Linked DNA regions of Mus musculus: regions 1 and 3 are each linked to region 2. Evidence: chromatin loops called from intact Hi-C (ENCODE). Cell type or tissue: heart. All regions are shown on one strand. Links, peaks and the distances in the headings refer to the core of each region. The heading gives the core; the rest is flanking DNA.

The links. Peaks named below come from ENCODE experiments on the same cell type or tissue, not always from the same donor. Only the 100,000 strongest peaks of a DNase experiment are listed, where the experiment ranks them.
Region 1: it touches region 2 in a loop (2.8-fold over the local background); 1 of 42 quality-filtered maps calls a loop at or near these places.
Region 3: a loop joins it to region 2, with 2.6 times the contacts of the local background. A loop is called at or near these places in 1 of 42 quality-filtered maps.

What each region holds. Positions count from the first base shown.
Region 1 is chr10:80,162,084-80,169,100 of GRCm38, reverse strand. It overlaps Cirbp (cold inducible RNA binding protein), which reads right to left and starts at 1,262. Exons shown (of 7, transcript NM_007705.3): 1 at 1,185-1,262. In heart, for the core only: a CTCF peak has its summit at 3,887 (motif pointing right); DNase peaks (open chromatin) are centred at 860, 1,340, 3,940, 5,150 and 3 weaker places; H3K4me3 peaks cover 4,119 bases; H3K27ac peaks cover 4,870 bases.
Region 2 is chr10:79,850,032-79,856,973 of GRCm38, reverse strand. Ptbp1 (polypyrimidine tract binding protein 1) reads right to left here and starts at 2,542. Exons shown (of 14, transcript NM_001077363.2): 1 at 2,253-2,542; 2 at 440-470. The coding sequence starts at 2,260. E130317F20Rik (RIKEN cDNA E130317F20 gene) reads left to right here and starts at 2,003. Exons shown (of 1, transcript NR_029447.1): 1 at 2,003-5,597. In heart, for the core only: no CTCF peak of the experiment used is centred there; DNase peaks (open chromatin) are centred at 1,733, 1,853, 2,553, 3,403 and 3 weaker places; H3K4me3 peaks cover 5,000 bases; H3K27ac peaks cover 4,918 bases.
Region 3 is chr10:80,030,512-80,037,528 of GRCm38, reverse strand. It overlaps Polr2e (polymerase (RNA) II (DNA directed) polypeptide E), which reads left to right. Exons shown (of 7, transcript NM_025554.2): 3 at 145-341; 4 at 556-614; 5 at 687-765; 6 at 931-1,002; 7 at 1,228-1,576. The coding sequence ends at 996. It overlaps Arhgap45 (Rho GTPase activating protein 45), which reads right to left. Exons shown (of 23, transcript NM_001142701.1): 23 at 6,058-6,797. The coding sequence ends at 6,481. Among named protein-coding and RNA genes, the nearest start is that of Polr2e, 5.6 kb to the left of the region's middle. In heart, for the core only: a CTCF peak has its summit at 3,380 (motif pointing left); DNase peaks (open chromatin) are centred at 2,198, 3,358, 4,198, 4,548 and 1 weaker place; H3K4me3 peaks cover 933 bases; H3K27ac peaks cover 3,184 bases.

The DNA of each region.
Region 1 (7,017 bases), core at 768-5,767, 310 kb before region 2:
CCAGCCATTCAAGTCACCGAGATGGGAAGATCAATGAGAAAAAGGACACTGTGGATCAGTTTGAGAGACTGTTTCAAAACAAATACCCATCTCGCCTAGCCTGTGGGAGTTGGAGGCAAAGGAACAGAATCCAAAACCAAATACAATTGCACAGCAAGTTCAATACCCTTCTGGGCTACACAAGAGGGAACTCTTTTTGCTTTTATCATCCCAAAGGCATATGGAATACTTTGTCATACAGCTGAGGCTAACCTTAAATGATTCTAGGTCTTGATTACACCTGGCCAGAGAATCCCAAGGTTAGGATCAAAATGGCATGGTCACTTTGCAAATGTGTGTGGTTGGGGACAGAAATGATAGTGACTGCCTACCCTCACTAGCATAGAGTTGTTGGGCCAGAGAAACTTCACTACTGAAATACGCTTTTAGGGTACTGTCTGGAGGTGTGCCAGTTGTGGGATGCCTCGCTTACTCAGCCAAGGACTAGAGAAATGTTTTTGCACGATGGACTCAAGGGAGAAAGGAGGTTGGCCCAAGAGGCGTGGCTAGCGAAAGGGGCGTGGTATCTAGACAAAGTCATTATTGGCAACCGACAACTTGGAAAATAAGTCCACTATACCACGAAACCAGTCTACCTTGGGGGCAATAAACTTGGGGCACAAAAGGACAACATTCAAGCCTACATGTGCTTTTTTGTTCCCCACGTGGAACCACAAGGGAAGAGAAAACCGAGGTAGAGCCAGCTGGAGTAAAAGGGTCGCACGCGACACAGCTCCACATCTGCGGACAACCGGACTTTGGAGGTAGGAGCGCCCCGCCCCCGGAGCAGCGCATGCGCCAAGCGCGCACCCTGCGCCATTCCATCCGGGCACTCGGCAGTCCCGCCATTTCGCCGGCGAAGCTTTTCAAAGCATCGCGGCGGCCATTTTACAAAAAAAAAAAAAAAAAAAAAAGCCCACCGTTAAGGTCGGCCTCGGCCCGGGGATGACGCGCGGTGGAGGACGCCCTCCGACAAGCGTGAGGCCCCAGTGTCCCGCTGCCCGCCTCGCCGCCGGCGGGGCGGACTCCAACCCGGGCCCGCCCCCAAGTCCCAGGGGCGTGCCGCTGCGGCTCCGCCTCGCCCGAGAGTCACAGGCCGCCCGCCGCCCCGGGCCCCTCAGAGCCGGTGCCGCCAGAGCCCTCACCGCTGAGTCGGGCAGGTCCCTGACGCGAGCGGGAAGACAGCGCGCCACACACACCCAAGCTTCCTAAGGCGCGAGTGCGAGGGGGAGCGCAAGAGTCCCGCCTGATATACTCCACTCCTGGAGCCACGCCCCTTAACCCGCCCACCACGCCGCGCTGACCAATCCGACGCCTTAGATTCGGCATCTGCGCCTCGGTGGAGGGGCGGGACTCCGTTGGCTTTGCCCTAGTCCGCGCGGAGGCGCTGAGTGTTTTGATTGGCTGGAATCTTTCCTGGCCGCATTTTTCCCCCCCACCCCCCGCCCGCTAGCGACTAGGAGGCGGGGACAGCTGATTTGGAGGCGGAGCTGACCCACTTCCGCGTTCCCGACCCGTTTGTCCTGCGGCGGGGAACAAAGAGCTTTTGCTACCTCAATGAGACTCCCAAATATGGCTCCAACCTTGACTCATCGACTCAACACTTTTATGTTCTTTTTTTTCTTTTAATATTTAATTACAGTTATTTAACTGAGGCGCATTTGTGAAGCCAGAAGACAGATGGAGTCTCTCCTTCCATCATGTAGGTCCTAAGGATCATACTCAGGATTAGCCACAAGCAGCTTTATCCACTGAGTCATCTTGCTTGCCCCTCTTCTCCGTTCTTGCTCATGAAACCAAAACCACCGAATTACTCTAGTCCAAAAGTACCTCCCAATACAACTGCTGCCTAACAGTTCTTTGGACCCCAAGGACACTCCATAAGATCAGCCCTAAAATTTCCATCCCAGTATTAATCACAATGTCAAGATTTTCTCTAGATTTCCTGCACCCAACTCAGTTTTCCTACAAATCTCAACCTGCTGTATAACGACCATTTGAACCCTGATTTCTGCCCATCTCCAACCAGGTGTACATTACCACACAGATGGCAAAACACCACTCTTTTCAATGTGTACCTGCATTTTCTAGAAGAGACCCCAGAGTCTCAAGCATGCCATGGAAGGATTTCTATCCTTGAGCCACACCCCTAACCCCTCACTGCAGAATTCTAAGTAGTGGCTAAACCAAGCTACATCCTTAGCCTTCTTAAACACACACACCACAGAGAACAAAACAAAAAAGTGTATTTTAATTTTATGTATATGGGTGTTTGCCTGAATGTCTATGCAGCACTTGCCTATCTTGCGCTGACAAAGACCAGAAGAGAGTGCTGGATCCTTTGGATGCAGAGGTCCAGACAGCTGTGAACCTTTATGTGGATTCTGAGAATTGAACCCACGTCCTCTGCAAGAGCCCTTTACCACTAGGCCATTTGATCCTTTGAGACAACCTACATTTTTCAATCTATCCTTGAAATCCGTAGGCTCACATCCCAAGTAGCTGTGATAACAGACCCATGTCTCCAGGCTACATTTTCTTCTCCCTCCACTGTGGTTTTGAGAGTCCTGAGTCCTGAGTAGCCTATGTAAGGATCCTTTTTTTTTTTTTTTTTTTTTTTTTGGTTTTTCAAGACAGGGTTTCTCTGTATAGCCCTGGCTGTCCTGGAACTCACTTTGTAGACCAGGCTGGCCTCAAACTCAGAAATCCACCTGCCTCTGCCTCCCTAGTGCTGGGATTAAAGGCGTGCGCCACCACGCCCGGTTTTATGTAAGGATCCTAACTAACCCCCATCTAAGGCAGTTCACCTCTCACTTCAATGGCTTCTGCTTAATATATGGCCTGAGGAACAAGCCAGTGCAGACATCTCCCTAGATATCAGTGATAGGAAATCCACACTTCAGCACTGCCCCTTGGAGAGAGTACAGTCTGGTGACTTGAGAACTGAGACATCCCAACCCTGCTTTAAGCCTCAGACTCACTGACCTTCAGATGAAGTTGGTCGAGGTGACCCAGCTGTCACCAGGAGAAGAATGCCAGGACCCCTCAGGGATTCGATGCTCCCCTCCCCCTAGACAGCAGCTGGTGACTCATGGCCACCCCCTCTGCACTTCGCTCTCTGCACGCAGCCCTCCTATCCCCGTCAGAGCAGCCTGCTGCGTCAGCCACTCACGCAAGGAGGTTATTAAAAAGAGCTGAGAGACCAAGATGCCTTCCCTCCCTCAATGTGCGCAATCCAGGAGGGGAGGGGATCGTGCCTTGCAGGGACCGCTGGACCACAAGCCAGCAGAGCCAGAAGCAACAGTCCTACAATGTGCCCACAGGAGGGAAAATTGGATCCCTGTAATCCCAGCTCCCAGGATCATGCTGGGCCCCTAGCCTGGCTCACATTCTGGCACCTTCCAGTTCCTGGTTTTGAGAATTGCCGTACTCAGTCTTTGATTCATTCATTCATTCATTCAACCAGCACCCACTTACTAAGCTTACTACTAACCGGCTCATTTGGGCCGGGCTCCACCATTACCCATAGCCATTTTCGAGCCCCAGAAAAGCGTGAAAATGTCTGACCCATGGATACGGCTTCAGGGTGCATTTTCTTTCGCCTTTGGTGTACTTGTGTCTAAAGCGTGTCCCGTGTACTTACCTGTGACCACGTGGACAGGTGGCTTAGCTTGCCACCATGACCCTTTGTTTCTTTTGGTGGGCTTTAAAGGAGTCTGAAACTCTCTCTTACACACACCTCATATCCACCAACGCTGTGAATCCCTGAACCACGGGCAAATCCCAAATAGTGCTCTCTGCCCGATAAGGACAGGAGAGGGCGCTACAGCCTCGGCTGGAGTGTTCAGGACTCATGTCCCACCTCTTTCCAGGCGGCCACCAGCTGCTTGGCCAGGCTATGGCCACTAGACGTCGCCATCGTGGACAGTTATCACTGACGGAAACCAGAGCTGTCAGTGTCAGTGCTGGTTTACCTTCGCTGTGCCCAGCTCGGTGGTAGCTGGACTGCACGCTCGAGGTTTGCTCCTGCGCGTCTGGGCAGAGCAGTTGGCCCAGTGTCGCCCATCGGGACACTAGTACTACTCCCAAAGGGATCCCATGTGTCTTGTATAAATCCGAGAGGGGGGCAGGGTGTCAGCTGCACCCCTAGAAGGCGAGTCCAGTCAGTCCTGATCTCGGGCTTACCCTGCACCCCACTCCGCTGCTGGGCGTCGCTATAGAGACGACGAGGGGTGACGCCTCCACCTCCCCATCCCCGGTTCTCCGTCCGCCCGCCGGGTCCTCCCGGACCCAGGCTAATGACCGGGCGGGAGATGGTAATAAGCGTCTGGGTTGGGGACGGGCGTGGCCCGGGATGAAAGGCGCGTTGGGGGGGGGGCACCCCGGGGCCCGGTAATTACCGCCCCCTTCTCGGCCGGGCGGGGGCCGGGGACACTGCACCTGGCCTCTGCCCGGCGGGGGCGCACAAGTGGGACCGTGATGGCAAAGCCTGGAACCCGCCCAGTTAGCTATCCCAGTTAGTTATCCTCTGGGACCAGAGCCAGGGTGGAAGATGCAGCCTATGCATGTGTGGCCAGGTGTGGCGCACATGTGTGCACGTGGGCAGAAGACCCGGAGGGACATAGATGGAAATGTAAGGATTCAGAGAAAACATCTGGATCCTGTGGACAGAGGAAATGGGTTTGTTAAATATGTGTGAAGAGGACACAGTCACCTTTGCATGACTGACCTGTTTTCCCTAAGGACAGGATGGGTGGGCAGGGTGCTGTGACGCCAACATACACGAACACAACCTGGATGTAGATGCAGGGTTAGGTGTACGTGACTGGGTGGGCCAGCACCCACGGAGGTAATGTAGCCATCTATGCCTGTGACTCACGTTCCTGGGTGGGCACAACAGAGAGCTGTGTCAGAGGCACCTGGGCTCTCCCTATTAGTGAGTCCAGAATCACCTGTAAGGGTTAAGCTTGCCTTTCTGCTACAGAGTGGGCTCTGATTTCTCTGCCACTCAAAGAGACTGCATTCTGCTTCTGGAAGGGGTCTGCAGCCAGGGCGGGCTAGGCTCAAGTTCCTGTGACTCATCCCTCCTGCAGCCCTGAGTCACACCCCAGGAATGGAAATAGGAAAGCCTGGGAGGGCCAGGCCCTGCAGGCTCTTGCCCAGACCTGGGCCTTGAGCGGCAGAGGGACGCCTCAGACAGCACACACATCCTATGACATGCCACGCCATACACATGCACATCCACGCCCTCTGCAGCAGACTTGTTGGGCTCACAGTCACAGACTCGACATGCTTTTGGTATCTGATAGATCCCGTGGAAGGTCCTCACGGGTTTCCTATACCTGCTTAACTTAACTGCCTTTTTTTTTTTTTTTTTTTTTTTTTTTTTTTTGGGTTTTTCAAGACAGGATTTCTCTGTGCAGCCCTGGCTGTCCTGGAACTCACTCTGTAGACGACCAGGCTGGCCTCGAACTCAGAAATCCGCCTGCCTCTGCCTCCTGAGTGCTGGGATTAAAGGCATGCGCCACCACACCCGGCTACTTGCCTGCCTTTAATAAATGTCTGGGACTGGAAAACAGTGCACTGAAGCCAGGTCAGGGCTGTAGGAGCAGGAACATGCACTCATTCTAAAGGCACAAGGACTGTATCAGATGTCAAAAAACCACCAGCAACCCTACAGTGATGCCCAGCAAGCCCTGGAAGCTAGGTTCATCAGCCTGGGAACTGACCTATTTGGGTTCCTAAAACTAGTGGAAGGGAGGGGTTGGAAGGCATCTACCCCAAAGGGTTCTCAAATGCTGCTAAGCAAGGGCCACCTCCACCCCATCACCCCTGGGGCAGGAAGAGCCACCCCTCTTCCATCCTGTCCACTCACAGTATGCCCCCTCAAACACATATCTAACAGTAGTGTGGCCTTCCATGTAGGGGTAACACACTAACAGGCTCCCTGGAAACAGAGGTAAGCAAAGACGCTTCTGCCTCGGGCTGGTGGTTTGCAGCACTTCCTCTGCACTTAGCTGCATAGGGACAGTCACATGTGTGCACAAATCCCCAGGTCACCAAGCATCTGTCCACCTCATGGTGCCTGGAGGGTCCCCATGCAAGCGGACACCCTGGAACACCTGTCCACCCAGGTGCAGAGGGTCAGCTGTAGCCCACAGGCCCAGCTGTCTGGGTAGGCGGCACCCAGGCACCTCCCTGACCCCATTGCTTCATCTGAGAAGTGAGTGGGATCTGGGGAGCCTCCAGGGTCTGATGGGGACTAGGTCAAGGGCGGCAGCTGGGTTGCCTCCTCCTCTGCGATGTCTTCTCTGGCTGCCAACTCTTGAGCTGACACCTAACTGCCCCAATTTGTGCGGATTTCCAAGATTCTGCAAATTTCTTCCTTTTTGTCCCTGTGAGACAGGGCCTCGAGAAGGCCATGTGTAGCGGACAGTGACCTAGAACTCTGATCCTCCTGTCTCTGCCTCTCTAGTGCTGGGATGACAAGATAATAGTCACTTTCTTAGGGCACATCTGTCTCCAGCAAACACATTTCCCACCAGTCCGACCAGAGGCAGTGCAAGGAGACCCCGACTTCTCCTTGGCTGGCCTGTGGTTGTGTTTGAAGGAGGAGGCTGCCTTCAGACCTGGGTGTAAATATCCCAACTCTTGGGGCAAGAGCAATATACCAGCAGTCAAAAGCACTGGCTGCTCTTTGGGGATGGGGGGGTTCCAGTGGACTCCCAGCACCCACACAATAACTTACAACCATTTGTAAGTGCAGTCCTAGGGGATTCAACCCAAGTCCTCTTGTGGCTTGCCAGCCCGAAGCCATGAACATGGTGCACATACTTATTCTCACACAAAGCACTCATACACAGGAAAGAAGTCAATTTAAAACAACAAACATAAACATATGCTGACTCTTCTTCCTTTTTTTCCTGTGGGGAACACAGAACGTCAGGCATGCTAGACTAGCCCTTACCACAAAGTTAT
Region 2 (6,942 bases), core at 1-5,000:
TCTCCCCAGACACTCAAGAAGCTGAGGCAGGAGTCACCCGCTGGAGAGCAGGCCTGAGAACTGCCTGGACAGCACAGGAAAACAACACCAAATGGGTGGTAACTCAGTCTCACCTTAGAACATGCCACAGCCTTTCAAACCAAACCCACAGAGGAAACACCAAATGGAGTGTCCACAGGCCTGAACTCACTGCTTAGATGAAGGCAGCAGGGCAGGACAAGGCAAAGCCAGCCAGAAAGAGGCCAGCACAAAGACAGAATCACCAGACCCACAAAAGGGTCCTAAGCCCTCAAAACTCTTGGACGGCAGGTCTACATGCATCCATGCTATCTTCCGCCTCCGAGTCTTTGTAGACCCTGGACTAAGGCAGGCTCCTCTGCAATAAGCAAGCCTTTACTCTGACTACAATGGGGTACAATGCCAAGCTAGAGACACCTACCTTTGTACCGACTGCTATGTCTGGGACGATGCTGTGGAGAGAAAAGTAGACATCAGCACTGTGTGGCCTGTAGGGCCCTCTGCCAGTCCGGCTTAGAAAGGCAGGGAAGTGAGCCATCCATTGAGTCTCAACTTGAAAGAGGGCCATCATTGTCCTTGAAGACCCTCCCTTCTTCCACACAGGACCCAGACCCTGCCTTTCAACACATTAAATCCAGTTTTAGTACAGGAAAAAAAAAAAAAGAAAAGGAAAGAAAAAAAGCCCAGTTTTTATAAAGCATACCAGTGACCTGGGTCAAAACTCAACTCCTGAGCATCCTACAACGCCAGGGAGCCTGAAATATAGGTAAGGAGCAGCCCAAGACAGTGCTTCCTGATGGGGGCTGGGAGCTCCTCCAGGGCCACACTGCTGATGGCAGGCAAAGTGGCCTTGTTACCATTTACAAACCAACAGAGCTGCCGGGATACACCCTAGGTTACTGATCAACCCCAGCCCCTCGTGACTGCACCCTGCCGCCTCACACCTAGCCTGCTTACAGGCAGCAGCAAGCCTACCACAGCTGGCAGGTTACCAAATGGCTCTCAGGGGTCTGCCTCGTGAAGGGATTCCACCAGAAGTGGTGGCTGGGGTATGTGTAACCCTCTGCTTGGTTTACTGTTTTCAAAGAATCTTTTGCGACATTTCTCTGCACTCCCTTCTAGAACTCACTTCGATCTGCCTATCTCTGGCAGGATTAAAGGTGTGCACCACCACACCCCGCTCAAAGATCCTCGGTAAGTTGCTCAAAGGAGGCAACTGGAGACTCCTGTCTGTCATCTCAGCACTTAGAAGGCTGAGGCAGGAGGACTGCCATAGGTACTCAGCTTGAAGCTAGGCCAAACTACTTTTCAGAATCGTGTTAAAAGGAAAGCCGCTTACTAAGCCTGGTGACTCAAAGCACTAGGGAGGTTAAGGTGGGGAAAATCAGGAATTCAAGGCCAGTCCTTATCCAAAAGCCAAACAAAAAGTTTCAACAAAAAAGTCGGGGCCTGGTGACGCAGGCCTTTAGTCCCATCACTACGCAAGCAGAGGCAAGCGCAAGCAGATCTTTCAGACCAGCCTACAATGAGATCCGGTCTCCAAAACAAACCGAAAACTACAAAAAGTTGCCAGTGGAGGGGGCATCCGGGAAGCATGTGGGAGATACGGATGCCAGGCCGGCGCCCACACCGGAGACCGAACTGAACCTCACTCTGGCCCACCCGCCCCTCCAATGGGGGGCCCTGGAGGCCTCCTCCGGACACCTCCCCCCAGGCGGGAAGGGCGGGCGCGTTCGGCACAGGTCCGCGCGCGTGCCCGCACCAGGGCGCGCGCCCTACTACGCGCGCGCACCCGGGGTCGCATGCGGCGTGCGAAGCGACATTGCTCGGGGCACAGGGCGAGCCGGCCGGATTGGAGCACGGCAGGCGGGAAGGATCGCAGCGGCCGAGCCGCTCCGAGTGAGCGCGTCTCACCGGAGGGAGCGCGCGTGCACGCGGAGGGCGGGAGGGGGGCGCTGGGTTCCTCCGGATGAACCGCGCGGGCACCGGAAGTGCGCTGGGCGAGGGGCTTAAGGGGAGCCGAAAGCTGGGTGCGGTCGCCCTAAGCCAACCGGCTTCCTTAAGGGCCTCAGACGCCCGGGATTCCGAGCGCGCCACGCGGAACGAGGCCACACGCACGCGCCCATTGCAGCGGTTAGAGGGATCGGCGGGGGCCAAAAGTCCACGCGCGCGGCAGCGATGGCTGGGACGGAGTGGTGAGCGGAGCGGCGTGCGAGGGGCGCGGCAGGACTTACCCGTCCATGGCACACGGAAGAGACCCGCGGGGAACGGAGCGGAGGCGCAGGAATAGCAGAAACCGACCCAACGGCTCCGAGTTATAGACTCACAAGATGGCGGAGACGCCCGCACACGTCCCCCGCGCGCGATCCTCATTGGTTCCCGCTGCGGTCTGTGGGCGTGGTCAACCCCGCCTGCCCCCGCCAGGGCCTTCTATTGGTCAAAAGGTTACTCCAAGGGCGAAACGCATCCAGACAGCAGACAGCTGTTGGGCGGGACGGCCGTCAGTCAAGACGGAAGACGGAAACGGCCGGTGGGGGAGGGGGAGGGAGTGAATGAGTAGACGCACGTGATACCATCTGAGCCAATGAGCGAGCCTTTGTTCGACCCGTGGGACGCCATCTTGAGAGTGGGTACGTGGCGGGTCAGACGCAGAGAAGCGTGCATTCTGGAGGTTGCCTCCATATTGCAAGCAGGCACTGGAAGCCGTTAGCCTCCAACGTGAGAGTAAAGCAAGCTGCTTCGCCATCTTAGAAGCGGGCAGAAAACCCCGTATTGCCCTAGCTTGCTTGTGGTCACGTGGCCAGAATTTGGCCTTTCAACCGAGTTTCTCCTGGACTAGATCGCAACGAGGTGGAGGCCACGTGCTTCATAGACGCAGTCGCGACTAGATTGTGAATCATCTCTTTCCGTCTTTTGTCTACCCACAGCAGCCAAGCTCCATCTGTGTCGCAGGGATGGGGAAACCGAGGAAAGGAGCCGCAGTGTGGCTGGTTCTGCCTAAAGCTGGGGAAACGAGGCTACAAACTCAGCAGCCGCAGAATCCACTGGAGGGACGAAACTCCGCCCTCTTGTACCTTCACCCCAGCAGCCAGGATTCTGCCTTCCAGTCCTGGGGTATCACAAAGCAAGACGGGTTCTCCAAGGCCTAGTGCAGGCTATAAAACAGATCCTTTGGTAGGACTCCCAAAGGCACAAACTATCCGGATTCTTGTCTGCCTGGTTATCTGCTAAAAAAAAAAAAAAAGCCAGGCAAGGGGGAAAAGTTTCTCCTCCGCCCTGCACGGGAGGTGAGCCCAGAGCACTGGCCTCCCTTTTCTGTAATACAGGGCTCGTGGGAGGCGGGGCAAAGGGGCTGGCGGCTATACTGGTTTCCTTGCAGATCTGGCCAGGGGCCCAACAGCCTTGGAGCCCCAACGCGGGCTTGGTGCCAGAGGATTCCAGCCTGGATTAGGGGCGGCTGCCGATTTCCATGGAGGCCGCGCTGGGAGTGAGGTCTTTCAGGCCCCAGCCAGCCGGCACAGCAGCTAGCTTGAAGGCCCAGAATCACTAATCAGGACCGTCTCGCGGATTTAGAAAACACATACACACACACAACAAGGCATAGGATTTGAGCCCTCTGGGACTCCCATCAGGTCCTGGCTGGACCATCAGGGATAAGGTTGGCTGCCAGTTTTTGTTCTCTGGGTGGCTGGTGCCAAGCAGGAGCCCCACCCTCAGAAGCTAACCTGCACGGGTGGCTGCCAGTGAAGTTGGAGGCTGCTCATGTCCAAGAAGCACAGGTCTACACTAGCAGAGTTTGTTGAAAGCCATTTCAGAGACCTCCCAGAACCTTTCTTATGAAAACGGTTTGTGTGTAGCCCTGGCTATACCGAACTCCTGCTGGCCTCTAAGGCCCAGAGATCTGCCTCCTGAGTTAATGGCCAGCCCCACCACGCCTTGCTTCCCGGAACCACTGAATGGTCTTGTTCACCTTCAATTCCTTATCTGCTTCCTGATCCGAATCAGACCTCCATTACCCAGTGGGGAACATTTAATTCCGAATCCCAACCCCTGCGCTGCAGAGACCCAGCCTGAGGCTGGCCTCACATAGATCCACTGCCCCTGCTTCCTGAGTGCTGGAATCAAAGGTGTGTGCCACCATGCCCAGCTAGAATTGTTTTTGAGACAAATTCTCAACTTTGTGACCCAGATTGTCCTGGAATTCATATCTCAGACTGGCCAGCAGTGATTGTCCTGTTTCCGAATCCTGTGGTGAAATGACAGGTCTGTGCCTCTATGCCTAGCCAGAGTGAGTTCAAGACCAGGTTGGTCAACATAGTAAAGAGGGCAGGGGGAGGGGGAACCTCTGCTTTGAACCCCCCAAAGAGGGCCTAGGGGTGTGTCTCCGGGGTGGAACCCCAGCCTAGAATTCCCCAATGAGTTGAGTGTAGCTCAGGGGTGGAGCCCCAGCCTAGAATGCCTCAGTTAGGGGCTGGGAGTATGGCTCAGCATTAGGACACTGGCCCAGCACACAGGAGATCCTGGCTTCCTTTTTCAAAGCTGCCAGAGCATATTTTAAAAACGATTAATGTTCTGTGTTGCTGCTGTGATGCAGCGCCCACAATGGACTGCCTCTAACGTCACAGATGTGAGCCTTGCATCTGGAGCCCAGAAGTCTGAGGCCGGGCTTTGCACAGGAAGTGCCTTTTCTGTCTCCCAGATTCTGGAGCTCCAAGTGTCCGGGACTTGTGACAGAGTCCCTGTGTGTGCTTCTGTCTTCAGACTGTCTCCTACTAAATCCGGCCTGGATAATTTCAGTTTCGGGACCCTGAACTGCATCTACAAAGAACCTTTGTGGTGCTAGGGCTGGAGCTCACTCCCACCCCGCCCAACTAGACCCGTGTTTGCTGCTCACTGATCACGCCCAGGGCCCCAACCATCGCTGGTCACAGTAACCCATCTCAAGGTTGCGAATGGCTTAGGAAGCCTGCACCCCAAATGTCCTCAAGTGGGCTGGCTTTTGGGAGAGAACCATGGTTTAGTGAGCAGTCATTTTTACTGCCTCCCTGTCTCTGCAGAACACCTGTTGGGGAAGACACTGCATTGTTTAGCTCTTCCACATGGTTGGCCTGACTTTGTCTCCAGCCTGCCCAGCGCCCACCTCAGCCTTGCCAGCTGCTGCTCATGAATGATTGAGGTGAGGAGGGACAGCTCACCTGGCCTTTGTCTGAGAGGCACACTAGCCTGCTTGTTACCAGGGAAAGTGATACTCCCCTGTAGGAGGAGATGGAGGCAGGGAAGAGGGGCCCTCAGAGCCAGGGCCAAGTGAAACTCTCAGAACAATACAAGGAAGATAGACACAAGCCTCAGTTTATTCCTCTATAAAAGGGAAACAAGGCCAGTGTCTCCACCAAAGGAAATCGTCTACAGGTTGTTATTTCTTGTTTGTTTGCCTTGCTGGGGATGGAGCCCAGGACTTCAGAACTGCTGAGCCCCTGTTGTCATGGTTACTGGGGATCTAGGAAGGAACCTTAAAGGCTGAGACCCTCCTGTCTTAACCTCTCAGAAACATGACCTGACTAGCCTGGGCCACCACACCCTCCTGCTTGTGTGTGAATTATAAATTTTTGTTTGTTTCTTTGTTTTCAAGACAGGGTTTCTCTGTGTAGTCCTGGCTGTCCTAGAACTCTGTAGACCAGGCTGGCCTCGAACTCAGAAATCTGCCTGCCTCTGCCTCCCAAGTGCTGAGATTATAGGCATGCACCAGGCGTGATGGCGCACACCTTTAATCCCAGACTTGGGAGGCAGAGGTAGGCAGATTTCTGAGAGTTTGAGACCAGGCTGGTCTACCTGGGAAGATCCAGACCAGCCAGGGCTACAGAGACTCAAAACAACAACAACAAAACTCTTTTTTTAAAGTTGTATATGCATGGTGTTGTATAAGGATCCCTTCCTCGTTTCCCAAATCTCTACTGGACAGTTTAGTCCAGGGTCAGGGAGTCTGGGCTGAGGAGATCCACTGAAGGGAAGTTTCACACTTTTACCCTTCTAACCCCAGGGTTCAAGGAAGGTCCCGTGAGGTGAGTTTCGTCCCTGAGCCCCGCACAGTAGAACATGACTGCTGTGTGCCACAGTGCATGAGCCCACAGACACACGGAATAACTAGATGCTGGGAACAAAAAAATTGTTCTTGAAGATTCAGGGGAACTCAGAACTTTCAACTCTGCACCCCCAGCAAACCTCTGTTGACCACCAAGATAGAAACAACTGACAGCTAAGTCCTTTTCCTATCTGTCCATGTTTAGACCTCTCCACCCTTGTGTCACCCCCACCCCACCCCACCCCACCTCCTGATTCAGATCTGCCCATTTGTCACTCCAACCCCAGGCCAGCAGGAAAGGCCACCCAACCCTGCCACTCCCTGAAAGATCCAAGATGCCACTCCCAGAGGAGGCTTTGGAGCCACAGCCATTATCCAAGCAGGAGAAATTGGTCGGCTTAACCAGGGATACCCAGAAATGTCCTGGCATCTTGGCCATCCCTGGCATTCAGCATCTGAAGCAGCTGTGGTGGTTGCCATGGGGGGACGGGGCAGGCAGGCTCCGCAGTGTGGTTCTCTAGGTATCTGGTATGTGTGTTCAAAGAGTCAGCCTGGCTGTGACTCTGGATAGAGGGTGGACACACAATTCAGCCGTTCCTCCACAGTCACAGGCAGGAGTGAGACTCTGACACTCCAGCATGGAGGGACCTTGAGGACACCATCCTTAGTGGGAAACCTCATCACAAAAGACCAGACCACGTAGGACTCTGTGATAGGCAATGTATGCAAGGGGTTCAGAGAGAGGAAGTAGATTCACAGATGGTGGGGGTGGGAGCTGGGCACAGGAACATGGCTTCCTGTGCAGAAAGAAATGTGTACGTGATGGCTGTCCCAATGCTATGCTC
Region 3 (7,017 bases), core at 779-5,778, 180 kb before region 2:
ACCCTGCAGCTTCTGCAGTGATAGCTGAGCCCCCTGGCAGCCCCATCATGGCTGCCTTGATGTTCTAGTCTTCCCTTGCAAGCAGAGAAACTAAGACCACAGGCTCCAGTAGTGAGTGTGAGGGTGGTGCTTGTGTGCCCGCAGAGGAGCCCAAGGTGGGCATCAAGACCATCAAGGTATACTGCCAGCGCATGCAGGAGGAAAACATCACACGGGCGCTGATTGTGGTGCAGCAGGGCATGACGCCCTCCGCCAAGCAGTCCCTGGTGGACATGGCCCCGAAGTATGTGCTGGAACAGTTTCTACAGCAGGAGCTGCTCATCAATATCACAGAGCACGAGGTGTGTGTGGTGGGGTGGGGCGTAGTGCTGCCTGCATCCAGGACACGGGCCGGGGCGGGGTGCTTCCCCGGTTTTGGCCCTGAGCATCCAACTTGGTGATATTAATAGCCTGGTTTTGTCCTCTGTCCCAGCCCCATGACAATACCCATTAGTCTGTTGGTCTGTTGAAGTTCCTGATGGCCGCGTGCCTGTGGGTGGGTCTCTGTCTCCACAGCTAGTCCCTGAGCACGTGGTCATGACAAAGGAGGAGGTGACTGAACTGCTGGCTCGATAGTATCCTTTACTCTGTCCCCACACCCCCCTCACCCCAGCGCTGCCCGCCAGCTGCTTCCTTGACTGTTCTAGCAAGCTTCGTGAGAGCCAGCTACCCAGAATCCAGGCCGGGGACCCAGTGGCACGGTACTTTGGGATCAAGCGAGGGCAGGTGAGAAGCCACAGTGGTTGTTCCCCTCCTAGGCCCTTTGGGAATTATTGGATCTCCCTGGTTCCTCCATCTCCTCCCTGTCTCTGAGGCCAAGACCACCATTGCCATAGGCCAGTGGTCCCAAGGCCCTGCCACCACCACTCCCTCGCCTGCCTGCTCCCACAGGTCGTGAAGATCATCCGCCCCAGTGAGACGGCTGGCCGCTACATCACCTACCGCCTGGTGCAGTAGCCGCAGGTGAGCCCAGCACTGCCCAGATGAGCCTGCTACTTGTCCTTGACCCGGTAGAGGGTCAGAGCTGCACCCACAAAAATAAAATGTAACGGGAGGGTAGGCTTGAATCCTAATGCCCAGGGGCAAAGGCAGGCAGATGTCTGTGAGTTCCAGACCAGCCAGGGCTACATAGTAAGCCTCAGAAAGCAAGCAAACAAACAAACCCAAAACAACCCATACTCTTGCCAGGGGAAACCTAGTGCTCAGAGACTGAAGCAGGAGGATTGCTGCACATCTGTGGACTCCTTCTCGGTGTGAGTGTCTCCAGGAAAACAATGAAGAGGAACCCACAGCTGCACCGCATGCAGGGAAACCCAGAGCCCACTGCTCTGCACAGCACCCTGACAGCTGTGGGCCACAGCCTGTGGGTCATAACTGGATTGCCTTTTGACTGACGGGTTCCGTCCTGGCCATTGTCGCAGGATGAGTGACTCCAGAGCTGCAGCCACACCCCCACTCCTTACTCCAGGGTCACTGTTCTGTTCAGAGTTCTCCATTCTCGAAGGACTCTCCTGAGAATTAAAGGATACTTTGATAAGTTACTGTGGTGCAATCCTAGAGAGCCTTGGCTCAGGGTGCGTTCTGTCCCTCCTGGAGCTCCCAGTTGCTCCTGCCTGAGCGGCCAGGGCCTTGCCACTCTTGCTCTGTGGAGTGGTTTCCGAAGACACACTTGAGTTACCACACAGCAGACTCCCTGTTGTGGAACTGTGGAGGGACTTGTACCATGCAATTGCCAGGCTCCTGGGCCACACCCAGCCCTTCCTATCCACTTTGAGGTTTGAGAGAGGGCAGTACAGGGGCTTCCTGAGTGACTGGGGTGACCCTTCAGTCCATGCTCTCCTGCCCATCTCTGTGCTGAGGTGGTAGAGTCCCATCCTGTGCTCAGATTGGCCTAGAAGCTGAGCCTCCTGCCTCCGGCTCACCTATGCTCTACCCCAAGGTACCAGCTAACGGCCCAAGTCCCCTCCCTTCCTTACACAGCTCAGTAGTGCTGGCTATGTTCATGAGGTCCTGCAGCAATCAGGACAGCAATTCCAGGACAGTATGTCAGCCATGTTAGTGCCGTCAGCCAGCCAGCCAACCCTGCCTCTCCAGCATTCAGGAGTTCGCTTCCTGTTCTGGTCTCCTGCCATTGTCCCACACTGTTGTCTTTGTCTGCGTCTCGAGCAGGGTGTCCCTAGGGTTTTGCCACACTGGCTGCTGCTAGAGCCTCATGTCTGTTGATGGCTGCGTGATACTGGGCTTGTCGCACGTAGCATTGCTGTGTCTGGCACACACCAGGGGGGTTGGGGGGGGGGGGTTCATGTGCTGAAATCAGATGGCTCCAGTTTGGGACAAGGTCCCCCAGTATGTGTAACCCAGGCTTCCCTGAGACTTAAAAACCTCCCTCCCTCAGCCTCCTGTGTGCTGGGCTGAAAGGTGTGTGCTACCACAAATAGGTTACAAACATTTGGTTTTGCCCTCTGCCCTGCTTGTGTGTGGAGGTGAGGATAGCCAGGTTGTCAGCCAGGGAGCTTCCTGGGCGTCTACCTCCCATCTTGCTCCTAGGAAGCTGAGATTAGATGTTCAATATGGCTCCTGCTTCCATGTGTCTCCTGCCCTGGCTGTTCTCGAACCAGGCCGGCCTCGAACTCAGAAACACGCCTGCCTCTGCCTCCCAAGCGCTGGGATTAAAGGCATGCGTCACCACTGCCCGGCTCTCTCACAGGTCTTCTGGAGGTGAGAGCCAGGCCTGTGTGGCTTGGAGCTCAGAGTTCTACCTTCCTCTGCTCTATCACACCCAGCTTTTTACCTTTTGTCTGACTTCTGAGGATGCCTGCTGTTCCCATCCCCAGAACTGAAGTTACAGATGGTTGTGGACCAACATGTGGGTGCTGGGAGCTGAACCTGGGAGAATGGCCTGTGCCCTTACCTCTGTGCCAGGTCTTAAAGCCAACTCCATCCTTTTCTTTTTGTTTATTTTTTAAAAATATTTCTTTATGTAAGTGTTCTTTCTTTATACACACCAGAAGAGGGCAACAGATGGTTGTGAGCCTCCCTGTGGATTCTGGGAATTGAACTCAGAATCTCTGGAAGATCAGTCATTGCTCCTAACCACTGAGCCATTCCTTTCCATATTTTCTTAGACACACATTGGTCACATTGAGCTCTCCAGAGGGCTTCAGTGCACCTGACCCTGTGTCCTACAGTAGGGTGGAATCCTCAAAGGCAGCCTGAGAGCTGCTGATTCCTGGTCCTCCTGCAGAGCTGTGGGCACCTCAGGTCATGAGACGAGTCTGAGATTTCTGGAGTTCCCAGCAGGCTTCCCCTCCTGTCTGTAGGAGGATGAGTCTGCCCTCTAGAGGAACACTCAGATTCATCCTGGCCAAAACCTGCCAGGCCTAGAAGGGCGTGGAAGTCTCCCTCCCAGAGGCCCTCACTCGGAGTGTTGGGGTCCCTGTAGGCAGGAGCAGGGAAGGGATAGAGTTTGTGCCTCCAAGGGGCACAGCTTCAGTGTGGGCAGATGGAGAATGGAGACAGGTGACACTGAAGGGTCTCACTTAGTTCTTTGGTCACCACAGGCTAAGGGCCGAGAGTAAGCTTAGCTAAAGTTCACCCTCTCTGAAGTCACACAAGAAGAGCCAGGGAGTCCACTGTGTCCCTCAGCCTTTGGTGGGTGTGACTTGAACACCCGTCTAGCATTGGGAAGCCCTGGGTTTTATGCTCAGCGCTGCACTGTCAACTTCCTAGCAGCCCCACCTTGGTGGCTTTTTATGACCTATACTGTTTGACTTACTGAATAGGGCACACCACTTCTCAGCCTCTGGGCAAGGTTCTCGTGACTTTCAAGTAAGTCAGGATCAGGGTGTGGCTCAATGGGTCAGTCATGGGGGCGGGAGGGGGGGAGGGCTTGTTTCAATTCCAAAATAGTGCAAGGCAGTGCATGAGCCATCTCTAATCTGAGCACTTGGGGAGGGGGCTCTGTGAGTTCCAGACGACCCAGGGCCACATAGACCCGGCATAAAAACAAACAACTTCAAAAGAAGAAGCCAAATTGTATGATTATGAGGTTAACAAATACATTCACTGGCAACCAACCATGTGTTAGTTCCTCTCTTGAAGAAGAACTGAGTCCAGACTACCTTCATGTCTGGGTCCTGGCCTGGGGCCAAGACATTTTGTTTACCAAGATCAGGGCAGCCCCTGAAGTGCTTACCACAACTCTGTCCTGACCATCTCTGAGTCACCCTGCACTCAGGCATTTTATCTGTGCCTGTGGTGTGCTGCAGGCTTCTGGCTGACCCTTCAACAGGAAGCCCCCCAGAGAAAGCCCCACCCCAGGAAGAAAGGCCCCTTCCCCTCTTGCTGATAGCAGGATGGGTGAGAATTCTCTTGACTCCTGTCCTTGGGATAACAAGCTGGCTTCTCCTTTCCAGCATCTCTAGCCTTCAATTCACCACGTAGCTGAGGACCATGAACTTTGGATCTGTGCTGCCCCATCCCCCAAACCTCACCTCGTGTCCGTGTCCGGTGAGCTGGGATGACAGGCGTGCCCCACCCCAGCTTCTCAAGGACCTGGGGATTCCCCTGGGTCAGGCAAGCACAGTCCTTGCTGCAAAGTGGCATTTCTTCTGAGACCTGCACACTGAGTTGATGTGGGGAGTGTCCTAGGGCCACCTATGTGTGAGGACAGGGGCTGAGAAGGGTGGCAGGTGCTACTCGCCCCTCCCGAGGCTGAAGCTCTGCAGGACAGGGTTTCTTCCCCAGAACTACAAAAAATAAATGAAATGTAGTTTGTAAACAAAGAACAAAACCCACAAAAAGACTGGCATGGTGGCGACATGCCTTTGATCCTAGCACTCAGGAGGCAGAGACAAGCCAGCCTGGTCTACAGAATGAGTTCCAGGACAGCCAAAGCTATGTAGAGAGATCCTGTCTCAAAAAGCCAAAAACTAAAAATAAATAAAATGTAGTTGGCAGACTGGGTATAGCGTACAGACAGCTGTCATCCCCACACTTGGTTTGCTGAACCTGGAGGATGCTGTTAATCAAGATTAGCCTGGACTACAGGCTAGTCCTCCAGACGTTGAAGGGGCTTGCTGCCAGCCTGACAACCCACATTTAATCCTCAGAGGCAGCATAGTGGGAGGAGAGAACTGTAAGCTGTCCTCTGACCTCTCCAGCGTCTGTACAAACAGCATACACTACAAATAATAAAAACAAGAGACAGCGACATCCCTGCATCACGCAGCCAGGAAATCACAGAGGAACCTAGAGCCCTGGTCAAACTCAAGACCTTAAACTACTAAACCATAAAATTAAAGCAAGAACCTGAGCCTGGGCTCAGTGGATAAAGCACTTGCATGCGTGGAACCCTGTCGTCCTAGCACTCTGGAGGTAGAGGCAGGAGGGAGGATTGGTAGTTTAAGGTCTTCTTTGGCCACACAGCAAGTTCGAGGCCAGCCTCTGAAATCCTGTCTCAAAAGGGAAAAAGTAAAACAAAACAAAGAAACCAACCAACAAACAAAAACTGTACTTGCACACTCTTCTGGGCAGCTCTGCCTCAACTGGTCAGAAATTGTCACAAGTGTGTGTTCAGGACTGCCTGACTTAATAGCTCCCCAGAGTTGCTGTCACAGGATGGTCCCCACAGCTTGGGCCACCTCCTGAGCCTTTGCTTGAACTGGACTCAGAAAACAGACCAAGGAAGATGGATTTAAAATGTAGGCCAGTCCCTCGAGAGCCCTGGCTGCCCTCGCACAGCGCAGGTGCAGGATCTGGGCCCTCTGCTCACCTCTGCAGGCACAGCATGAGCATGACTCACAGACCCATAGGCAAAACACGAACTCACAAAGTAAATGTTACAAAAGCAAGATGCAGTTCGGTGTTGTGGCACTTGCCTTTCATTCCAGTGGGTAGGATGCTGAAGGAGGCAGATCCCTGTGAGTTCAAGGCCAGCCTAATCTAAATAAGGGGCTTTAGGATAGCCAGGGCTCCAAATGAGACCCTGTCTGAGAAGCAAAAGAACAAGATCGGGCTGTGGCAGTTGGTTAAGAAGTTTATTTCAAGAAAATTGTGAGTTCATGTGGAAAGCTCCTTTACTGCTCCTTGGGAGAGACCCACTGTGTGCCCCCACCCGTCTGTCCATGTCCAGCCTCCTGCAAGATTCCTGAAGCCAGAGCCACCTCCAGCTCCACACACAGAGGTCAGGGCTGTACCCGCTCAGACACATCCAGACTGATGGGGACCATGGGAGAGATGAGGCCATCATGGGAATCTGCAGCTGCATCCCCACAGGCACACAAAGGCCAGGCAACTCCATCTGGGACTGTTATCCATCTGTGTCCATGGTACCAGGGAGCCCTGATCTCCCTGAAGTTCCTCGGCATTGTGAGGAACACCCCCCTCCCCCCGAGTCAAAGGCTGACATTGAGCTGATGGTCCCTGCCATCACCACCCAGCTCAGACGAACTGTGGCTGCCGCTCCTGACTGGTGCCACCTGTGATCTGCCCTCCTCGGAGCCGCATGGTGGGCAGAGGGGCCCGTGATGTGTTGTTGGACTGGTTGGTGTTGAAGTGACACAGCCACGGACCCGGGGCTCCATCCTCACCCTCCAGCTGTTCCTCACTGCCACTATGGCTCTGGGGACCTTCCTCCAGGCCTGCCTCGGTCTGCTCCAGGAAACTGAGGCGGTGTAGAGCACTGGCGTCCGAGGATGAAAGGGGGTCAGAAGCGTCTTCCAGCTCAGAGTCCGAGTCATTAGATGCCGCGTGAGATTCTGGGGCCAAGAGAAGAGGACACAGGGAGGGATGAGGGGAGATGAGCGTGAGCGCGAGTCTGGAGTGCGCAGGCACACACACACACACACACACACACACACACACACAGACCTAAAGACAGGAGAGAAACATGTCTTGTGACCAAGACGAAGCCATATGAGACTCCGTTCTTTCCCCTCTGCTGGCTCTGCTGTGGGTCTACAGACACAGGCCCGCCTC